2 separate regions of the Homo sapiens genome follow, and region 1 is linked to region 2. The links are chromatin loops, found by intact Hi-C in ENCODE. Cell type or tissue: breast epithelium. All regions are shown on one strand. Links, peaks and the distances in the headings refer to the core of each region. The heading gives the core; the rest is flanking DNA.

Region 1 (10,946 bases), core at 1,104-9,103, 160 kb before region 2:
ACAAGCAGTGCTTCTTTTTTATTTTTTTTTTGAGATGGAGTCTCACTCTGTTGCCCAGGCTGGAGTACAGTGGCTCGATCTCGGCTCACTGCAAGCTCCGCCTCCCGGGTTCATGCCATTCTCCTGCCTCAGCCTCTTGAGTAGCTGGGACTGCAGGCACCCGCCACCACACCCGGCTAATTTTTTTTGTATTTTTAGTGGAGACAGGGTTTCACCCTGTTAGCCAGGATGGTCTTGATCTCCTGACCTCATGATCCACCTGCCTCAGCCTCCCAAAGTGCTGGGATTACAGGCGTGAGCCACCACGCCCGCCCAAGCAGTGCTTCTTACTTGCCGGGTTCTTTCTCCACATCCCCACTGGAAGTCTGGGGACTGCCACTGAGCTCTTGAGTCTGATGCACGATAATGAGTTTTTCTTCCCAACACCTGAGCTGATGCTGTAGCCAAAAACCAGGTCCCCTCAAGAGGATCCTACTGAAACATTAGCTCCCTTGCAGATTTTTTTTTTTTTTTTTTTTTGAGATGGAGTCTCGCTCTGTTGCCCAGGCTGGAGTGCAATGGCATGATCTCAGCTCACTACAAGCTCCGCCTCCTCGGTTCACACCATTCTCCTGCCTCAGCCTCCCGACTAGCTGGGACTACAGTCGCCCGCCACCACGCCCAGCTGATTTTTTTGTATTTTTTAGTAGAGGCGGGGTTTCACCATGTTAGCCAGGATGGTCTCGACCTCCTGACCTCGTGATCCACCTGCCTCGGCCTCCCAAAGTACTGGGATTCCGGGCGTGAGCCACCGCGCCCAGCCCTCCCTTGCAGATTTTTCTGGAAACTCTTGCTTACTTGTGAAATAAGGGTGCAGTGCCCTTTGGCATTAGGTTGGTGGACCCTCGCTTCTCGTGGCCCAGAGTGGGTTTTGTTTCAAGCCCCATGTTAGTGGGAATCACCCTCCCTTTTCCCCTTGCCCTGTGCTGTTGTGGCACACTGGCTGTGGAGGCACATGATATCACTGATGTCTTGGCCCTCTGACAGAAGAAATAAAGATACGCTTCCTTTTTTTCCCTGGTTGCACTGAAAGAAACCCCATCAGTTGTCTGAAGGGTATATACTGCCTAGAATTCCACTTATGTGAGAGAGACTGTCGGCGGGATTGCCCATCTGTTGACTGGGTACTTTGGCCATCTGGGTACCTGGCACTTGGAAGGTGCCCCGGGCCCTGCAGATAGGGGCACCTATAGATTTCCTGAAAGGGCAGAGAGAGTGTTTTCAATAGCAGTTCTTGGTTGTCTTACCTTCCATGTGTGCACAATTTAAGTTGTGGGTTAGAAAAGGGATGACTGGTCTGTTTCTCATTGAAATGATTCCATGCAGTGGCCATCATTCTTTTCTTTTTGGGGGTCTAGTATCAGTAAGCTCTGAGACCAAAGGTTCTTATATTTGAATGTTAATAAACAAAACAAGGTAGGGTCATGGGTGGGTGAGAAACAAAGAGAAACTTCTCTGATGACTTGGCAGTGGTTGGGTTTCTGGAGCCCATCGAGATTCCCTGGGGAAACGTTGGCTGCTGTGCATTATTAAGGAGGTTGCTGTTACTTCCGAGGACTTCTGAACGTTTTCCAGTCTTTTCCTTTTGCAAGTTGGTAGGGGGTATCATGGGGTGGCGGTTTAATTTGCCTTCCTTAGCAAGTAGGTGAAGAACCTGGAAGCAGCTGCTGTTGCCACAAAGGGGAAGAACAGCCCTGAGATTCTTTTGCTTGTGTTTGACAGGTGATGGAGTGAAGTCGGGATCCTTAGCAAAGTCCTCCCTGGCCAGCTAAGCTCAGTGGGCAGTACGAGTTTTCCCCTTGTTTAGAGACAAAGGGTTTGCTTTTGGCATTTTGATGTTGCAATGCTTGGATACGCTCTTCCCAGGAGTAGATCTTGCTCTTGGATGATAGTGGTAATTTTTTTTTTTTTTTTTCCTGAGATGGAGTTTCACCCTTATTGCCCAGGCTAGAGTGCAATGGCACAATCTCGGCTCACTGCAGCCTCTGCCTCCTGGGTTCAAGCGATTCTCCTGCCTCAGTCTCCCAAGTAGCTGGGATTACAGGCGTGCATCACCATGCCCAGCTAATTTTTGTATTTTTAGTAGAGACAGGGTTTCACCATGTTCGTCAGGCTGGTCTTGAACTCCTGACCTCAGGTGATCTGCCTTTCTTGGCCTCCCAAAGTGTTGGGATTACAGACGTGAGCCACTGCATCCAGCTGATAATGGTAATTGTTGACTTAACTTTTTCAGATCTCAGTATACCATGGGTTTCTCTTCCATATTAGTAGTCCTCATTTGCTTTTCTGAAATCTACAGGTCACCACCCTGGGAGTCTTGATGATGCTTGGAGCCATCAAAACCTCACCCCTCCCAGGTTTGCCAATACAGACTGCTGTCATGCACAAGGTCCATATTGATACAAGGCAGATCATACCTTGAAGGTCTCTGTCTGCTAGTAACATGATCTTCTGCAGAAACAAACTTGACCTTAGGCTTTACAAAAAGTAACTCTTACGTTAGAGCCCATAGTTGCATGGAACGCTCAATTATTTTTGGCACAGGCATAAACGCTGTAATTTCCTGACTTCTTTTGGATAACATCTAGATGGGGGAAATGGGTAGAAGAAAAGCACGGAAACCAAATAGAATTGAAAGGCATAATTCCAGGGTCCTGTCCAAGGAATGTTTACGAGGTCAAGTCCGTGTGTGTGTGTGTGTGTGTGTGTGTGTTTCAAGACACATGTGGTGTTACTGTGGCTTCTCAACGTTTTCCAGGAAGATCTCGGCCTTCAGGAGTGACACTCCCTACGAGAATGTGAACGTGGGTGAGTTGAAGAGGACACCTTGGCATCTGGCCTTTGCTGAGGCTGGAAAGCATTTGGGACTTCACAGTTGTTGTGGGTTGAATGCTGCCCCCAAAAGATTTGTTCAAGTCCTAAATTCCCAGTACCTCAGAATGTGACCTTAATTGGAAATAGGGTTGGTGCAGGTAATTTGAGCCAAGGTCCTACTGGAGTAGAGTAGGCCTTAATCCAGTAAGACATGTTCATATAAGAAGAGAATAAGCCTGGGTGCGGTGGCTTATGCCTGTAATTCCAGCAATTTAGGAGGCCGAGGTGGGCGTATCACCTGAGGTCAGGAGTTCAAGACCAACCCGGCTAACATGGTGAAACCACGTCTCTACTCAAAATACAAAAATTAGCTGGGCGTGATGGTGAGTGCCTAATCTTAGCTACTTGGGAGGCTGAGGTGGGAGAATCACTTGAACCCAGGAGGTGGAGGTTGCAGTGAGCTGAGATCGTGCCATTGCACTCCAGCCTGGGTGACAGAGTGAGACTCTATCAGAAGATGCTGGGCGTGGTGGCTCACGCCTTTAATGCCAGCACTTTGGGAGGCTGAGGTGGGTGGATCACCTGAGGTCAGGAGTTCTTTCAGACAGCCTGACCAGCATGGAGAAACCCTGTCTCTACTAAAAATACAAAATTAGCCGGGCGTGGTGGTGCACGCCTGTAATCCCAGCTACTTGGGAGGCTGAGGCAGGAGAATCACTTGAACCCGGGAGGCGGAGGTTGTGCGAAGATTGTGCCATTGCACTCCAGCCTGGGCAACAAGAGTGAAATTCCAACTCAAAAAATAATAATAATAAATAAGCCGGGTGCGGTGGCTCACGCCTGTAATCCCAGCACTTTGGGAGGCTGAGGCAGGCGGATCATGAGGTCAGGAGATCAAGATCATCTTGGCTAACTCAGTGAATCCCTGTCTCTACTAAAAATACAAAAAAATTAGCCGGGAGTGGTGGCGGGTGCCTGTAGTCCCAGCTACTTGGGAGGCTGAGGCAGGAGAATGGCGTGACCCCGGGAGGCGGAGCTTGCAGTGAACCGAGATTGCACCACTGCACTCCAGCCTGGGCAACAGAGCGAGACTCCATCTCAAAAAAAAAAAAAAAAAAAAAGACGACACAGATGGGATAATGCTATGTGACAGGGGAAGTGGAGAGTAGGGGGATGTGGCTAAAAACCACGGAACATTAAGGATTGCCAGCTACCACCAGAAGCTGGAAGAAGCAAGGAAGGATTCTCCCCTCCAGATTTCAGAAGGAGCACGGCCCTGCTGAGATTTGGATTTTGGATTTCTAGTCTCTAGAGCTGTGAGACAATAAATCCATATCTGCTTTTTTAATGAGACAGGGTCTTGCTGTGTCACCCCGGCTGGAGTACAGAAGTATAATCCTAGCTCAATGTAGCCTCGACCTCCCAGGCTCAAGGGATCCTCCCACTTCAGCCTCCCAAGTAGCTGGGACCACAAGTGTGCACCACCATGCCTGGCTAATTTTAAAATTTTGTGTACAGACAGCATTTCTCCCTATTGCTCAAGCTGGTTTTGAACTCCTGGGCTCAAGTGATCCACCTGCCTCTGCCTCCCGAAGTGCTGGGATTACAGGCATGAGCCACCGCGCCCGGTCTGCTTGTTTCTTTTAACTGGGTTCTTCAAGGTATCCCCTCCAAACAGTGACTAAACCTATCAGGTCACCAGAAGTGTGTGGAAGGATTAATATTGATGCCCTTGTGTGGCCTTTGACTTACTGAATCAGGAACTCTGGGTTTAGGATCCAGGAATCTGTATTTTATTAAAAACAGACTTGGTGATCTTGACCATGAGCTGAGTTTAGGGACCACTGCCTTCCATCTTCTAGTTCAAAAATGTTATTGAGTCACATCCATTCTGGAGAGGGGTGTAACTTGCTCTGTGTCCCCAGCATCCTCTCCAGGGGATGTCCTCCTGCTCTTGGGCTCCTACTGCACCCAGAGGGCACCAAGCAGTTGGGACACTGTGGTTCAAGGCCAGCCTGGAAAGATAGGGAGACTGTCTCTACAAAAAGATAAAAATGAAAAAAATTAGGGTTGGTGGTGCTTGCCTGTAGCCCTAGCCACTTAGGAGGCTGAGGTGAAAGGATCCCTTGAGCCCAGGAGGTTGAGGCTGCAGTAAGCTGTGATGGTGCCACTGCACTCCAGCCTGGGTAACAGAGCGAGACCCTATCCCAAAAACAAACAGTCTGGGCCGGGCGCGGTGGCTGACGCCTGTAATCCCAGCACTTTGGAAGGCCGAGGCGGGCGGATCACGAGGTCAGGAGATCGAGACCGTTCTGGCTAACACAGTGAAACCCCGTCTCTACTAAAAAAAAAAAAAATTACAAAAATTAGCCGGGTGTTGTGGCGGGCGCCTGTAGTCCCAGCTACTCAGGAGGCTGAGGCAGGAGAATGGCCTGAACCCGGGAGGCGGAACTTGCAGTGAGCCGAGATCGCGCCACCGCACTCCAGCCTGGGCGACAGAGCGAGACTCCATCTCAAAACAAACAAACAGAAAAAAGCAACAAAACAAAACAAACAGTCTGGCTTCTTCAGTAGACCCTGAGGTCATGAGGGCCAGAGCTATGTCTGTCTTGTGCTTTAGGGTCTCTCCACGCACTAGCTCAATGCCCAGTAAGCACCCACATTGAATCATACGGCTGAGCCTGGGCTATGGGGTGGGGTCTATGGGCAGTTCCTTTTCCAGAGCCTCTTCAGGGCTCAGGGCCATGTGTGGATTGGGGCCGGCCCACCAGAAAGAATTTCACCTCGGCCTCCCCAGGTGCTGGGATTACAGGCCTTAACTCCTGCACCCTGCCCCTTCATGTATTTTTAGGCTGCTATCCTGCTTCCTTCAAACCTCCCATCTTTTCCAAACTTAGGATCTCCAGGTCTCTCAGTGAGTCCCTCTGTGCCTTGGTTTCTAGAATCTGTTCTTAACAAATGGTTAGAGAAAATAAAAATAAATGTTCCAGGTGAGAACACACACACAAACTTGAGCCAAAGCCGGAAGATGAGAGGGCATGCAGTGCAGATACTTAAGGAGGGAATCCCAGAGAGGGAGGAGCATGTGCAAAGGCCCTGAGGTGGGGGTGTGCTGGGATTTTCATGGGAGAGCAGAAAGGACCCTGTGGCTGGAGTGGGGAGGGTGGGGTGAACAGCAGATGTAGGGAGGACGCAGACTCTGGATCTTACCCCCGGGGACATGGGGAAGCCAGTGGGGTTTGGGCCACAGAAACTTCCGAATCTTGTGTTTTGAAGGGAGCACTCAGCCACTGGCTGCTGAATAGACTGGGTTGTGTGTGTGTAATTCCAGCTCCGTCCATTTCTCTCGAGCACTGAGCACAACTTTCTCTGTACTTCTTCACTTTGGAGGGGCAAGGAGGGGTGAAGTCTTGCTGGTTGTGTTTCCATTTATTCAACAAATGTTTATTGAATACCTCCTGGAGGCTGGGCTGTGTTCTAAGCATGGGGGCATAGGTGTGAACTGGGTAGAGTCTGGCCCTGCTGGCAGGGAGCTTGGTCTAGTGGTGGAGCCAGACGATAAAGAGCATTTTATTTTATTTATTGAGACGGGGTCTCGCTCTGTTGCCCAGGCTGGAGTGCAATGGCGTGATCTTAGCTCACTGCAACCTCTGCCTCCCGGGTTCAAGTGATTCTCCTGCCTCAGCCTCCCGAGTAGCTGGGATTAAAGGCGCCTGCTACCATGCCTGGCTAATATTTTGTATTTTTGGTAGAGACGGGGTTTCACCATATTGGCCAGGATGGGTCTCGAACTCTTTACCTCAGGTGATCCACCCGCCTTGGCCTCCCAAAGTGCTGGGATTACAGGCGTGAGCCACTGTGCCTGGTCCCCAAAGAGCATTTTAGATAGCAATAGTGCTTGGAAGAAAATAAAACAGGTAGTGACCAGGGCAGCTCATTTCAGACAGGTGCAGTCATTGCAGCTTCGTGGAAGAGGTGACATCTGAGCTGAGCCTTGACTGATGCAAAGGTCTGCCTGAACCTACTGTGTGTGTGCTTTTTAGCCAAATTCCTATTGACCTATGAAGATTATACATCTAAACCTCAGGGGTTACCTCAGCCCTCCTGTTGGAACAGCTACAGTTTCACCTCCCCTGTCCAAGGCATGCTGGCACCCAGGAAGGCAAGAAGGAATTGAGGCTGTGTGACACCTGGACCTAACACCTTTGAGGCTGTTATGAGACCACATTACAAGATCCCTTATGTTAAACCCTGCCTAGGTCAGTGACATGGAACCGATGTTGGTTTAGGTTTCTTGAGACAGGGTCTTGCTCTGTCACTGAGACTGGAGTGCCACGGTGCAATCTTGGCTCACTGCAGCCTCGACCTCCTGGGCACAAGTGATCCTCCTGCCTCATCCTCCTGAGTAGCTGGGACTGCAGGCATGCACCGTTACATCTGGGCTAATTTTGCTTATTTTTTATAGATGAGTTTCACTACGTTGCCCAGGCTGGTCTTCACCTCCTGGGCTCAAGTCATCCTCCCGCCTTGACCTCCCAAAGAGTTGAGATTACAGGCATGAGGCACCACACCGGACTCCATTAGGTTTTTAAAGCTTTTTGTAGAAAGTGATGCTGAAAGAAAGAAGTGGGTATTCCATGTCCTGGTACCTCTGGCTGCCAGAGGGAAGGAATGAGAGCTATTTCTTGCCATCTTCCTGTGCTGTCTTTGGTAGTTCTCTCCCAGGGACATGTCTTTCCCTCAGTGTTTGATGCGATGGGATGCCTGTGGCCACTGTGACGCGGGGATCAGCTGCTAGAGTAGGTCCTGCTGCACATCAGGACTCACACTACTTGTGGCTCATGGTCCCCAAGGAACCTGCTTCCTTAGGGAAGATGAGGATTTGATATGACAATAATGATAATCATTATCATCATCATACCATAATAGCTTCCATCAACAGAGAATTTACTGTGTGTCAAGAGTTTTATTTTTTGAAAAAAAAAAATTGTAGGTATTACTGGCTGGACATGGTGGCTCACACCTGTAATCCCAGCACTTTGGGAGGCTGAGGTGGAGTTCAGGCCTCCTCACTTGAGCCTAGGAGTTCAAGACCAGCCTGGGCAACATAACAAGACCCCATCTCTATAAAAAATTAAAAAATTAAAAAATTAGCTTGGCATGGTGGCGCCTGCCTGTAGTCCCAGCTACTTTGGAGGCTGAGGTGGGAGGATGGCTTGAGCCCGGGAGTTGAGGCTGTAGTGAGTTATGATCGTGCCGCTGCATTCCAGCTTGTGTGACAGAGATTGACCCTGTCTCTAAAATAAATAAAAATTAAAAATTGTAGGTATTATGTTCTTAGGGCTCCAAATTCACAAGGAGCCACTGAAAAGTCTTCCACTGCCCCAGCGTCCCAGCTGCATTCTCCCGAGGCAACTGTTTCTGGTTCCTTGTGTCTCCTCTCAGAGACATTTTATGAAAATGTAACAACATATGTATTTTTCTTTTTTTTTTTTCCACAAATGGTAGCATATGGTATATATTTTACACTATGCTTTTTTTTTTTGGAGGGGACAGGGTCTCTCACTCTGTCGCCCAGGCTGGCATGCGGTGGTACAATCTCTGCTCACTGCAACCTCCGCCTCCCAGGCTCAAATGATCCTCCGACCTCAGCCTCCCGAGAAGCTGGGACTACAGGCAGATGCCACCACGCCCAGCTAACTATTTTATGTTTTGTAGAGATGGGGTTTCTCCATGTTGCCCAGGCTGCTCTTGAACTCCTGAGCTCACGGCCTCCCAAAGTGCTGGGATTAAAGGCATGAGCCACCGCCCGCCTGGCCTACACTGTGCTTTTTTACTTAATGTATTTTTAAAAGTCATTTTAGGAGGTTTAAAAAAGTCAGTGATGGCCAGGCGCGGTGGCTCCCGCCTGTAATTCTAGCACGTTGGTGGGTGGAGGCGGGCACATTGCCTGAGCTCAGGAGTTTGAGACCAGCCCGGGCAACGAGGAGAAACCCTGTCTCTACTAAAATACAAAAAGTTAGCCGGGTGTGGTGGCAGGTACCTGTAGTCCCAGCTACTTGGGAGGCTGAGGCAGGAGAATCGCTTGAACCTGGGAGGTGGAGGTTGCAGTGAGCCAAAATCGCGCCACTGCCCTCCAGCCTGAGCGCAAGAGCGAGACTCTGTCTCAAAAAAGCCCCCAAAAACCTAGTAATAATAGGTTTTATTTACTGAAGGTTTACTATCTGCTAGGCATTGTGCCACTTTAAATCATGAGGTATGTTGTAAACATGATCTATAGTGACATATATTGTATATGTAGTGATATGTACTGTATATGTCATATAGTGTCATGTGACATACTGTATATACATACACTGATAGATGTTATTTATGTGATGTCCATTGTAAACATGACATATAGTACTTTTGTTTACCGGGTGCTTACTAACTGCTGTACCCTCCGTGGGCATTCTTCCATCCAGTTGGCCCATTGTCAATTCCTTGCTCATCCATCCACTCTTCCTACACAAGACCCATCTCTAAGAAAAATATTTTCAAAAATTAGCCGGGCTGGGTGCAGTTGCTCACACCTGTAATCACAGCACTTTTGGAGGCTGAGGTGGGTGGATCACTTGAGCCAGGAGTTCAAGACCAGCCCAAGCAACATGGCAAAACCCCGTCTCTACCAAAAATACAAAAATTAGCTGGGCATGGTGGTGAGCACCTGTAATCCCAGCTACTCAGGGGGCTGAGGCAGGAGGATTGCTTGAACCTGGGAGGCAAAGGTTGCAGTGAGCCGAGATTGTGCCACTGGACTCCAGCCTGAGTGACAGAGAAAGGAAAAGCTTTAAAAACCTAACGGATATGGGTACGGTCTTAAAAAAAAAAAAGAAAAAAAATTAGCCGGATGTGATGGGGCATGACTACTACAGCCCCAGCTACTCAGGAGGCTGAGGTGGGAGGATCGCTTGAGCCCAAGAGTTGGAGGCTGCAGTGAGTTATGATCACCACACTGTACTCCAGCCTGGGCAACAGAGCAAGACTATCTCTAAAAATAAAAATTAAAAATAAAGAAAAAAGAGGCCTGGTGTGGTGATGCCTGTAATCGCAGCACTTTGAGAGGCCGAGGTGGGTGGATCACCTGAGGTCAAGGGTTCGAGACCAGCCTGGGCTGGGCTGGGCTGGGCTGGTCTGGCATGGTGGCTCATGCCTGTGATCCCAGCACTTTGGGAGGCCGAGGTGGGCGGATCATGAGGTCAGGAATTTGAGACCAGCCTGACCAACATGGTGAAACCCCGTCTCTACTAAAAATACAAAAACTAGCTGAGTGTGGTGACACGCTCCTGTAATCCCAGCTACTCAGGAGGCTGAGGTAGAAGAGTCGCTTGAACCCGGGAGGCGGAGGTTGAAGTGAGCCGACATTGTGCCACTGTACTCCAGCCTGGGTGACAGAGCAGGACTCTGTCTCAAAAACAAAAACAAAACAAAACAAAAAACCCAACAAATTAGTTGGGCATGGTGGTGCACACCTGTATAATCTTAGCTACTTAAGAAGCTGAGACAGGAGAATCACTTGAACTGGGAGGTGGAGGTTGCGCAGTGAGCTGAGATCGTGCCACTATACTCCTGGGTGACAACAGCAAGACTCTGTCTCAAAAAAAGAAAGAAAAGAAAAAGACAATGGTAAAAAAAAAAAAAAAAAAAAAGAATAAATACACAATTTAGTGTTTTTGTCTTGTTTTGTTTTGAGACAGAGTCTTACTGTAGCACGCAGGCTGGCATTTCATGATGTGATCACAGCTCACTGCAGCCTTGACCTCTTGGGTTCAAGTAATCTTCCTGCCTCAGCCTCCTGAGCACCTGGGGCTACAGGCGTGCACCGTTACACCCACTAATTGTTTGATTTTTTTGTATCAGGGTATCTCCCTGTATTGCCCAGGTTGGTTTCAAACTCTTGAGCTCAAGGAATCCTCCTGCCCCTGCCTCCCGAAGTGCTGGGATTACAGGTGTGAGCAATCACGGCCAGCCACAATTTAGTGTTTTATGAAACCATCACCATAGTCAACATAATGGGCACACCCGTTGCCCCGAAATATAGTTCCCTTGTGTTC
Region 2 (10,946 bases), core at 1,962-9,961:
GATTTGTTGATTTTTATAAACCAATCATAACCAGTTCAGCCTTTTTTTTTTTTTTTTTTTTTTGAGACGGAGTCTCGCTCTATCGCCCAGGCTGGAGTGCGGTGGCACGATCTCGGCTCACGGCAAACTCCGCCTCCCGGGTTCGCGCCATTCTCCTGCCTCACCCTCCTGAGTAGCTGGGACTACAGGCGCCGCCACCACGCCCGGCTGATGTTTTGTATTCTTAGTAGAGATGGGGTTTCACCGTGTTAGCCAGGACGGTCTTGATCTCCTGACCTCGTGATCCGCCCGCCTCGGCCTTCCAAGATGGTCTCGATCTCCTGACCTCGTGATCTGCCCACCTTGGCCTTCCAGGATGGTCTCGATCTCCTGACCTCATGATCCGCCCCCGCCTCGGCCTCCCAAAGTGCTGGGATTACAGGCGAGAGCCACCGCGCCCGGCCAGTTCAGCCTTCTTCTCCCTCCACACGCCATCCGGGGGGTGCTCAGTGGAGACCTGTTGACTCACAGCTCTGTCAACTCATGAGCCCCGTGTGTTTCCCGTCCTTTTTCTTGGGCCGACTGTATGACTTGGCTTATGTAAACCCGGCTCATCAAAATCGTAACAGATGTCTATCCCACAGCAAGGCTCACGTTCCCTCTTCCAGAAAAGCCTGCTTTTCTACATTTAGGAAATGGTGACGCAGGTAAAACACAGCAATTTGATCAGTCATGGTTTAGAAAGCATTTCACCTTCTGTGGGGTCAATTCCAAGGCAACAGGCAAGCTTGGGAATGTGTGCAGTCCCAGGCAAGGCGTCTGCGTGAACAGGGGAGCCCCCACCGTCAAGCTGCTGCCTTTAGCATCTCGCATTCCTAGCTCTCAGCTCCCCGCAGGACAAAAGGCTGCTTTCCTTCCCTGCCTCTGAGGTTAACAATCGGCCCATTCACACTCCCGACCTGTCTGGTAGCTGCTGGAAAACAGGTCCGTGCAACACAAGCAGGCACAATCCTCACACAAACATTTCCCCGCATTCTCGCACTGCCAATGCACTCAGCACACATCCACATACTCACACACAGACGCTTACACACATACACACACCCTTATGGTTATTGATGCACACCCAGACACACTCTCACATGCAAGCACACACTCTCATACACTTTTATACACAAACACAGTCTCACACAACACTCTCCCTCTACACACACACACACCCAGAAAATGCGAACTCACACACACACGCACACACATGCTTTCTCACACACATACACTTGCTTCTTCTGGGCCAGTGTTCCCCAAGGTTGGTGGGACTCGTGCACACACACTCTCACACACATGCTCATGCACTCACACACAGACACAGTCACACACACACACAGACACAGACACACTCTCATTCCTATGCACATGCACACACACTCCCCTCACACACTCACAGGCACACACTCCCTCCCCCCACACACTCACACACACACTCCCTCCCCCCACACTCACACACAGACACACTCACAGACACACTGCCTCCCGCACACACTCACACACAGACACATTCACAGACACACACTCCAACCCCGACACACTCACACACAGACACACTCACACACTCCGATCCCTACACACACACAGACACTCACAGATACTCCCTCCCCCACACACAGACACACTCACTCCCCCCCACAGACACACTCACAGACACACACTTCCTCCCCCTCACACACACAGACACACTCACACACACTCTGACCTCGACACACACTGAAAACCCTGGTAGGGACCAGGTGTGGATATGCAGATTTCATGGTCCAAGCTGAGGAAAACCTTGTAAATTGATGGTCAGTGAATTAATCAAAAAGCCTCTACTGGGCACCAGGCTGCAGGCTCCATGCTGGGGCCTGGGGAGCCCAAATCAGGAGAGAGGCGGTGGTGAGGCAGCTGGGCACAGACCGATGGATCAGGACCCACATCCCTCCAATCTCCAAGGACCTGGAGTCTCTTCTCAGCCTCAGTTTCCCCAGGTATAGTGACTCAATCCCCTCACTTCCTTCCTTTCTGTGGTGCCAAGGGGCTCGACACCCCTGGGCAGGGAGATGGGTGCCTTCTGATCCATGGTGAAGCCTTGCCTGGCTTGCTCTGGGAGAGGCAAGCAGGTAGCCAGCGCCTCAGAGGCACAGGGCCTTTGCAGCAGTGGCGCCACATGCCGGCAGCCTCCCCCAGGGTGAGGTGGCCTATTATACACACTGGCTCTGGGGCCAGGTGAGTGGCCTGTGTTCAAATCCTGCCTCTGCCACTTATAAGCTCAGCAGCCTTAGGCAAAATGCTGGGCCTCTCTGCAGCCGTCTTACTTGCAGGGCACGGATGATGCTGGCTCACCCGTTCCTCGGGAGAGTGAGTGAGTGAGTTCACAGAGAGCCCTGGGGACAGCGGGGGCTCAGCTCAGCACCCTGCCTCCTGCCTCAGGTTGGACCTTGTCCCTGGCTACCTCCTTCTCCCCCCAGCATGGCCCCTTATCTGGCCCTCCTTCCTCAGAGAGGCCTGCCCGGGCCACCTGGCGAGTGTAGCTTGGTCCCTGTGGCCTCATAGTACCCTCCTTTTTTTTTTTTTTTTTTTGAGACTGGCGTTGCTCTGTAGCCCAGGCTGGAGTGGAGGGGCACCACCATACTTCGCTGCAGCCTCAACCTCCCCAGGCTCAAGTGATCCTCCCACCTCGGCCTCCCGAGTCACTGGGACTGCAGGTGCACACCATCACACTCTGCTAATTTTCACATTTTTTGTAGCAATGGGATGTTGCCATGTTGCCCAGACTGGTCTCAAACTCCTGGGCTCAAGTGATTCTCCTGTTTCGGCCTCCCATAGTGCTGGGATTGCAGGGGTGAGCCACTGTGACTGGCCTCTCATAGCATCCTCTTTACCTCCTTGGCTGAGCTCGTCACAACTTACAACTTGATATTTATTCCTCTAGCCTTTTCCTTCCCCACTAGACTGTAAGGTCCGTGAGAGCAGGTCTGTCTGTTCCCCATGGTGTCTCCCCGGAGCCCAGCAGCGTGTTGGCCCACAGAAGGCACTGAGTACTTTCGTGCTGAAGAAGCTTCCAATAACCCTGACAGATGGAGAAGCAAATCCTGCTGTGTAGACCAAGAGGGGGAGGGGCTGCAGAGGCAGGGGGATTGGGGGTAAGACTGGATATTAGGAGACAGTGAGGAGAGGCAGTCACGCCCCGCCGGACAGCCGCCCACTTGCAGGGCACAGGCGGCATAAAGCAGTTTATTCAGGGAGCCCCAGGCCCACCAGGACAGCTGATCAAGGCAGGGACACGGCCAGCCACTGCGTTTTTGACACGACTTGCTGGCTCAGCCCTGGAGAACGTAATTATAAACCCCAACTCCACGAGGAGGAGGAGTTTCAGCCTCTTTTTCCCTGAGTATTTTGTGGAGCCCAAGGCCCAGGCCCGTGAGCCAACTCCCTGCAGGGTGGCTGAGCAGGCGCGGGTTTCTTTTCACCTTGCTCATTAGAGGATTAACAGTGAAGAAAAAAGCCATAAGGACAGCCACCGGGCACACACTGTCACCCGTGACCTCCTGCATCCCCCGGGGTTCTTCTTTCTGCCAGGGCAGACAGACATAGGCACCTCTCACCCTGGCTGCATGCAAATGGGCCTCAGTTTCCTGAATTGCTCACCTCAGGGGCGGTGCCAAGGGGAGATGAACATACAAATGAATGAACTAACATACTCTCTAAGTAAAAACCATGCTTCCTCTGTGAGTGGAGGCTTCAGACATGCCTAGGCTCCCCTTACATCTGGGCTTAGCCTTGAGCCCCTCCGAGGCAGAAATTCTGAAACCCCTTTGTCTCAACTTGAACTCAGGAGCCCTGTTTCTCCTCCATCCCTGTCCCTTCCTCCTACTCATTTGCCAAGTGACCTCGCAAACTCATAGAATGTCTCTGGAATAATACTTGCCCGACTGTCATCTCCTCCCTCTTACCTTCTCCACGGGATGTGAATTTCTGGTGACAAAACGTCCCTGCACCTTTAACCAAATCACTTCCAAACCTCACTGAGCCCCGACTTACTCATCTGCAAAATAAGACCGTGGCAGCGGAGCTCCCCACGCACACACCATGGCTCACAAAGACAGCGGGAATTTGGGGGAGCGCTCCTGGGGAGGTGGAGAACAGGTTAAAGGGGTGGGTGTGGTGGGATTAATTTGTTCCTCACAAGGTCTTCAGTGCTTCTGCTTTTAATTTCCTGTACCTCTTGGAAAGGGATTAACATCTTATTGCTCAAAGCAGTGACTGGGGAGAGGCGTGAGCAGGAAAGATGGTTCTAAGATGGAGTGAGTGTCTCAGGTGGGAGGGAGGCGGCTGGGGCCGAGGTGAGGCTGGGCTCTCTGGCTTTCCTGGCAGGGGAGTGCTTCCTCTTCCCTAGTTCACACCTGACCGGCCTGCTGAGCTTTCCACGGGCTGTGGGAGTGAACCCTCTAAGTTTTTTCCAGCCCTTCCTGCAGAGGTAATGTCTATCCTCGTGTGTGCCTCTAGGAGCTGCTGGATTAAAATAGTTAAATCAAGGAAGGACCCAGCCAAGCCATCCCCACCCATGGCTGGGGGCCTGTCCCAGGGCCAGCCTGCCTCCCGGGTGCTGTTTCCGGGTTTCCTGGGGAGCTTTCATCCCTGGGCACAGGGTGGTTTGTGCACAGCGAGGAGAGGAGGTGGGAGCCTGGCGGAGTCCAACCTGACCCCACTTGTTTGTTCCCTTCAGAGGCTTCTCTGCCCCTTCCCAGAGCTCCCTCTATGAAATAACTTGTTTGCTGAAAAAAAAACTTTCTTTACTCATTTTATTGCTGGTAAGTGTCCTGGTACAATAACTTATTGTGTGTTGGTCTGAAGTGAGGGTGGGGTGCGGAGAACCTTGGGAGCTCCAGCTGCCCCTTGCCCTCCCCCACTTGAACAGGTAAGACTTCCGAGATCAGAGGTGGAAGCTGGGAAGCCCTGGAGGCTCAGGAGCAAGCAGGAGCGAGTCTCCACTTGCCTTCAGCCTCTGCTTTTGAAGTGTGATTGCCTTGCAGATGGGCTCCACCCACACAACCGGCCCTTCCCTGGCAAAGGCTGGGCAACCGCTGCTCCCGCCCAGCATCCCCCAACCCACACCTCACCCCCCGCACCCCACATACACACATCTGTGCTCTGCGGATTCCCATGGAATCTTAAGGCCCTTAATAAGGAGTCCACACGCTGGGGCAAATGCACGATCTGAGCAGGTGTGTTCATCTGGGCTTCTAGTTGAAATCAAGTCTGAGGTCATTTCTGTTGGAAGAAGACTTACTCATTTATTCATTTATTAATTCATTCAACAAATATTGATTTACTGCCGACACCACATGGGCCACATGGCCATGCTGGGGATTAAGAAGAATGGGCTGGGGGTGAGCATAGCAGACACTCCTGCAGTTTGCCAGGGGAGAGAGACACGGAACAGATTCGAGAATAGGGGCAGACCAGGCACCTGCCATGTGCCAGGCACTCACCTGAGAGCTTTGCCTCTAGTATCGCATTTAATCTTCATAAGAACCTGATCCTGTAGGTTGATTGTTAGGATCCTCAATCAGGGAACCAAGGCTGACAGAGGTCAAGAGACTTGCCCGAGGTTGCTCAGCCAGTGAGGAGCAGGGCCTGGATTTGAATACGAGGTGCCTGGTTCAGAGGCCACACCTATAACCAGGACCCTGCATGCCTGTGATGAGTTCTTAATCGCCGTGAGAAGGCCAGGAGCGAACAGCAGGGTCTGCTCTGGGCGATTCTAGAAAGGGAACCTGATTCAGGCTGGAGATCAGCAAGACTGTCGGAGGAAACGCCCTTGAAGCTGCACTTGGAAAGATGGGGAAGAATCAGATGGGCCAAGAATGGAAGCATGTTCCAGGAAGAGTGAACGGCATGTGCCAAGGCCCCGAGGCAGAAGAACGTGGTATGTGGGAGGAATGCACGGAGGCTCATGTGGCTGGAGCCAGCACACAGGTCCTGTCCCTTTTGTAGCAGATGCAGTTCCCTACTCACCAATTGCTCGCCCTTCTCCCACCTAACCAACAGCACCCCGCTTCTCTCCCCCACAGCCCCGAGGGAGGGTGAGTTTCAGGAAAGGTAGGCTCCAACCCAGGTGTGGCAGAAGCTATTTTCTCCAAATGGCTATAATGATCTCTCTGGCCTCACATGCTCTTCCGGGGCCTTGCCACACTCTGTTAAGTGGCAGAGGTGATTGATTTCCCTGTCATTTGAGCCTGGGTGGATTCTGTGGCTGCTTCGGCGACTAGAATGCAGTGGAAGTGAGCCTGAATGACTCCTGAGGTCAGGTCAGAAAAGGCGATGTAGCTTTTGCTTGTCTCTGTCTCTCCCCCACCCCCTTCATCCCTGGAACCCAGCCACCATGTTGGGAGGAAGCCCAAGCCTGCCCACATGGGTAGAACACATGGAGAGGCCCATGAAGAAAAACAGGCCTCCAGCCAACAGCCGGTCTCTACCACCAGATATGGAGTGAGTGAGCCTTCGGATGATTCTAGCCCCAGCCTTTAAGACTTCTGACTGAGGCTCCAGACACCTTAAAGCAGAGACAGGCTGCTTCTGCCACCCGAATTCTTGACTCAGAATCCATTAGCATAAAAAATGTTTATGCTTCTAAGTTTGAGGATAATTTGTTACACAGCTATAGTAACTGGGTTGCTTGTCTGATAAGCCCATTCCCCTTGCCAGGGATTGGTTTGAGGGTGGGCTTGGGATTCAACTCCAGCCAATGAGAAGTGAGGGGGTGTCTACTGAGGGGACTTCTGGGGAAGATTTCCTGCTCTTGAAAGAAAAGTATTAGCCAGGCACAGTGGCTCATGCCTGTAATCCTAGTACTTTGGGAGGCTGAGGGGGGTGGACAGATCACTTGAGCCCAGAAGTACAAGAGCAGCCTGGACAACATGGCAAAACTCTGTCTCTATAAAAAATACAAAAATTAGCCATCTGTGATGGTGCATGCCTGTAGTCCCAGCTACTCAGGAGATTGAGACAGGAGGATCACGTGAGTCTGGGAGGTCGAGGCTGCAGTTAGCCAAGATTACTCCACTGAACTCCAACTTGGGTGACACAGTGAAACCCTGTCTCATTAAAAAAAAAAAAAAGGAAGGAAGAAAAAAGTTATCAAGAAGATGCAGTCCTTTACTCCCTCCAGATGAGGCTGTATGAGAAGATAATAACTGGGCAATGGCAGCCACGTTTAGACTATGAGGGGAGTAACCCAAAGATGGTGGAATACAAAAAGAGGAAGAATCTTGGTCCTTAAGTGAATAAGCCATGGATTATCCAACCTTGGGCCCACCCCACTTCAGTGAAATAATAACCCCCCTATGTTTAAAGCATTTTGAGTTTGACTTATTACTTTCTAAGTGATATATTGCCTTTCCCCTCACATCCCACCTTTCCCCTGCTCCGGCTCACCTCTGAATTTGGGGCAGGAAGGGCTTAAGAAGCTCTGGTACACAAAGAAAAAATTCCTGTTTAGTATCCTCGAAGGTCAACAGTGGGAGGGAATTGAAAGGGGATTCTGGCCAGGAGGTCTGATAGTGGAGAAAAGAGGTTAAGAAAGAAAGGGAGAAAGTCAAAGGTAAAGACCAGTGAGGGAAGAAACAGAAAAGATCATGCAGTAAAAACAAGAAAAGTAAGGACAAAAGAACAGGACAGAGATCTGGGGGGAAATAGTAAGGGCTTCAAGGCTACAAGACATACTTTGACCACCCTCTGATGCTAGAACAGTCTTCCTCACATCCTCTTATGAGGCCACACAAGACAGGGATTAAACATGCAAACTCTGGAGATAGAATTATGATTCCATTACTTTCTGTCTAGATGAACTTGGGCAAATTACTTAATTATACTCAACCTCGGAAGATTTGTAAAATAGGTATTGATTATCAAAATGCTCAGCCGGGCATGGTGGCTCATGCCTGTAATCCTAGCACTTTGGGAGGCCAAGGTGGCTGGATCACCTGAGGTCAGGAGTTTGAGACCAGCCTGGCCAAAATGACGAATCCCTGTCTCTACTAAAAATACAAAAATTAGCCGGGTGTGGTGGCGGGTGCCAATAATCCAGCTATTGAGGAAGGAGAATTGCTTGAACCCGGGGAGGCAGAGGTTGCAGTGAGCTGAGATCACACTGCTTCAGTCCAGCCTGAGTGAAAGAGCAAAACTCCGTCTCAAAAAAAAAAAGGTCACCCCAAGGGGTTGCTGAAAGGATTTTACTCAGGACTCTACTAAGCTGTCAGTACAGAAATTCAATTCAGGCTTCAGCAATATAGAAAAATATTTGACTCATATCCCTGAAAGGTCAAAGAGTATCTGGCTTCAGGCATGGCTGGATCCAGGGACTCAAATATCAGGAGTGGATCTCTATGCGTCTTTTGTCTCTTTTTCTCCCATTGCCATTACTTTCAGTCAAGCTTCCCCTCCAAGGTTGCACGCAGATGTAGCCCTATGTCCCACCTTCTCAGCAGGTTCAAAGGGCTGATACCTTTGTTCCTGGGTCTTGGGAGTGCTATGATTGCACCAATATGTGTCCTGTACCCATTCCTGCACATATTAAGTAACTAAGGGGATGGATTATGCTGATCAACCAGACCAGGGTCCTTGGTATGGAGGCTGGGCCAGCTCTACCCCAACCACGTGGGCTAAGATGGTAAATGTAGTAAATGCATGTGTGTGTGTTTGGGAGTGAGAGGGAGGTTTCCAGAAAAATTGAGTTGCTATTAAAAGAAGCAGGGATGACTACCAGACAGACACAACAGAGTTTACAATAAGTACGCTTGGCAGCTATGTTAGGACGTTCTTGCATTGCTATAAAGAAATACTTGAGACTGGGTAATTTATACAGAAAAGAGGTTTAATTGGCTTACAGTTCTGCAGGCTTTACAGGAAGCATGATGCTGGCACCTGCTTGGCTTCTGGGGAGGCCTCAGGAAGCTTCCAATCATGGCAGAAGGTGAAGGGGGAGCAGGCATGTCACATAGCAGGAGCAGGAGCAAGAGAGAGAGAGTGGGGAGGTGCCACATTTTTAAATAGCCAAATCTTGCAAGAAGTCACTCACTATTGTGAGGACAGCACTAAGAGAATGGCACTTCCCTCTCTCGTCTCCCGATTTCACACACACCATGCCATCTGCCTGATGCACTCTTTGCCTTCCCTCTTTGCCCACAGCATGGTGCATCCTTCTGATTTCAGCACAAACATTACATGCTAACGGTCCCTCCTATGTGCTCCCAAGCCCCCTGGGCTTTTCTCATTATGGACATGTCATGCCATGGTGATTACGAGGCTCCCTCTCCAGAACAAGGTTTCTCAACTTTGGCACCACTGACATTGGGGACTGCATCATTCTTTGTTGTTAGGGGGCTGTCCAGGGCACTGCACAATGTTTATTGGCATCTCTGGCCTCTACCCATTACAGGACAACAGAATTCCCCCCACCTTCAGTTGTGACAACAATAGTCATGAGAAATCCACCGCCACGAGCTAATCACCTCCCACCAGGCCCCACCTCCAGTACTGAGAATTACAAATTAACATGAGATTTGGGCAGGGACACAGATCCAAACTACATCCGAGCTAACACTTCCGCTGCTCGGGACTTCTCTAAGAGAAGCAATTTCAAGGAAGGCAAACCCTGACTCTTTTTTCTTTTTTTTAATTTAATTTAATTTAATTTAATTTAATCTAATTTAATTTTAAGTTCTGGGATACACGTGCAGGACGTGCAGGTTGGTTACATAGGTAAACATGTGCCGTGGTGGTTTGCTGCACCCATCAACCCGTCACCTAAGTATTAAGCCCCGCATGCATTAGCTATATATCCTGATGCTCTCCCTCCCTCATTCCCCCTGCAACAAGCCCCAGTGTGTGTTGTTGCCCTCCCTGTGTTCTGATTGCTAGGCTCTCACTTATAACTGAGAACATGCAGTGTTTGGTTTTCTGTTCCTGTGTTCGTTTGCTGAGGATAATGGCTTCCAGCTTCATCCATGTCCCTGCAAAGGACATAATCTTGTTTCTTTTGTGGCTGCATAGTGGTCCATGGTGTATATGTACCACATTTTCTTTCTTTTCTTTTCTTTTCTTTTTTGAGACAGAGTCTCACTCTGTTGCCCAGGCTGGAGTGCATTGGCACCATCTCGGTTCACTGCAACCTCCACCTCCCGAGTTCAAGCGATTCTTCTGCCTCAGCCTCCTGAGTAGCTGGGATTACAGGCGTGTGCCACCATGCCTGGCTACTTTTTGTATTTTTAGTAGAGACGGGGTTTCACCATGTTGGTCAGGCTGGTCTTGAATTCCTGACCTCATGATCTGCCCGTTTTGGCCTCCCAAAGTGCTGGGATTACAGGCATGAGCCACCGCGCCTAGCCCATGTACCACATTTTCTTTATCTAGTCTATCATTGATGGACATTTGGGTTGATTCTATGTCTTTGCTATTGTGAATAGTGCTGTGATGAACATACGTGTGCATTGTCTGTGTGATAGAATGATTTATATTCCTTTGGAACCCGGACTCTTGAGTGGAAAACATGTCAAGAACAAATTACTTTTTTAAAAAATCGTGGTAAAATACAAATGACATAAAACTTACCATTTTAACCATGTTTAAGTACACAGCTCAGAGGCATTAAGTACATTTGCGTTGTTGCACAACCGTCACCACCGCCCGTCTCCAGGTGTGGTCATCCAAACTATAACTCCAGGTGTTTGTCAACCCAAACTATAAGTCTGTCCCCATTAAACACTAACACCCCGCCCCCTCTTCCCCTGCGCGGCTGACGACTTCCTTTCTATCTTCTGTCCCTATCAATTTACCTGCTCTAGGAACCTCCGGAAAGTGGACTCGCCCAGTGTTTGTCCTTTTGTGTCTGCTCCTTTCACTTTAGCTTCATGTCTTCAAGGTTCATCTATGTT

What was found. Hi-C counts contacts between places; a loop is a spot of excess contacts. Peaks named below come from ENCODE experiments on the same cell type or tissue, not always from the same donor. Only the 100,000 strongest peaks of a DNase experiment are listed, where the experiment ranks them.
Region 1: a loop joins it to region 2, with 3 times the contacts of the local background. A loop is called at or near these places in 3 of 110 quality-filtered maps.

What each region holds. Positions count from the first base shown.
Region 1 is chr20:56,640,840-56,651,785 of GRCh38, forward strand. No RefSeq gene overlaps it. Among named protein-coding and RNA genes, the nearest start is that of TFAP2C, 17 kb to the left of the region's middle. In breast epithelium, for the core only: no CTCF peak of the experiment used is centred there; no DNase peak of the experiment used is centred there; H3K27ac peaks cover 2,016 bases.
Region 2 is chr20:56,803,939-56,814,884 of GRCh38, forward strand. No RefSeq gene overlaps it. Among named protein-coding and RNA genes, the nearest start is that of TFAP2C, 180 kb to the left of the region's middle. RefSeq lists a silencer at 695-989 and enhancers at 703-1,574, 2,827-3,457, 3,458-4,087, 4,719-5,347. In breast epithelium, for the core only: no CTCF peak of the experiment used is centred there; DNase peaks (open chromatin) are centred at 4,383, 5,023, 5,933 and 6,403; H3K4me3 peaks cover 3,437 bases; H3K27ac peaks cover 5,637 bases.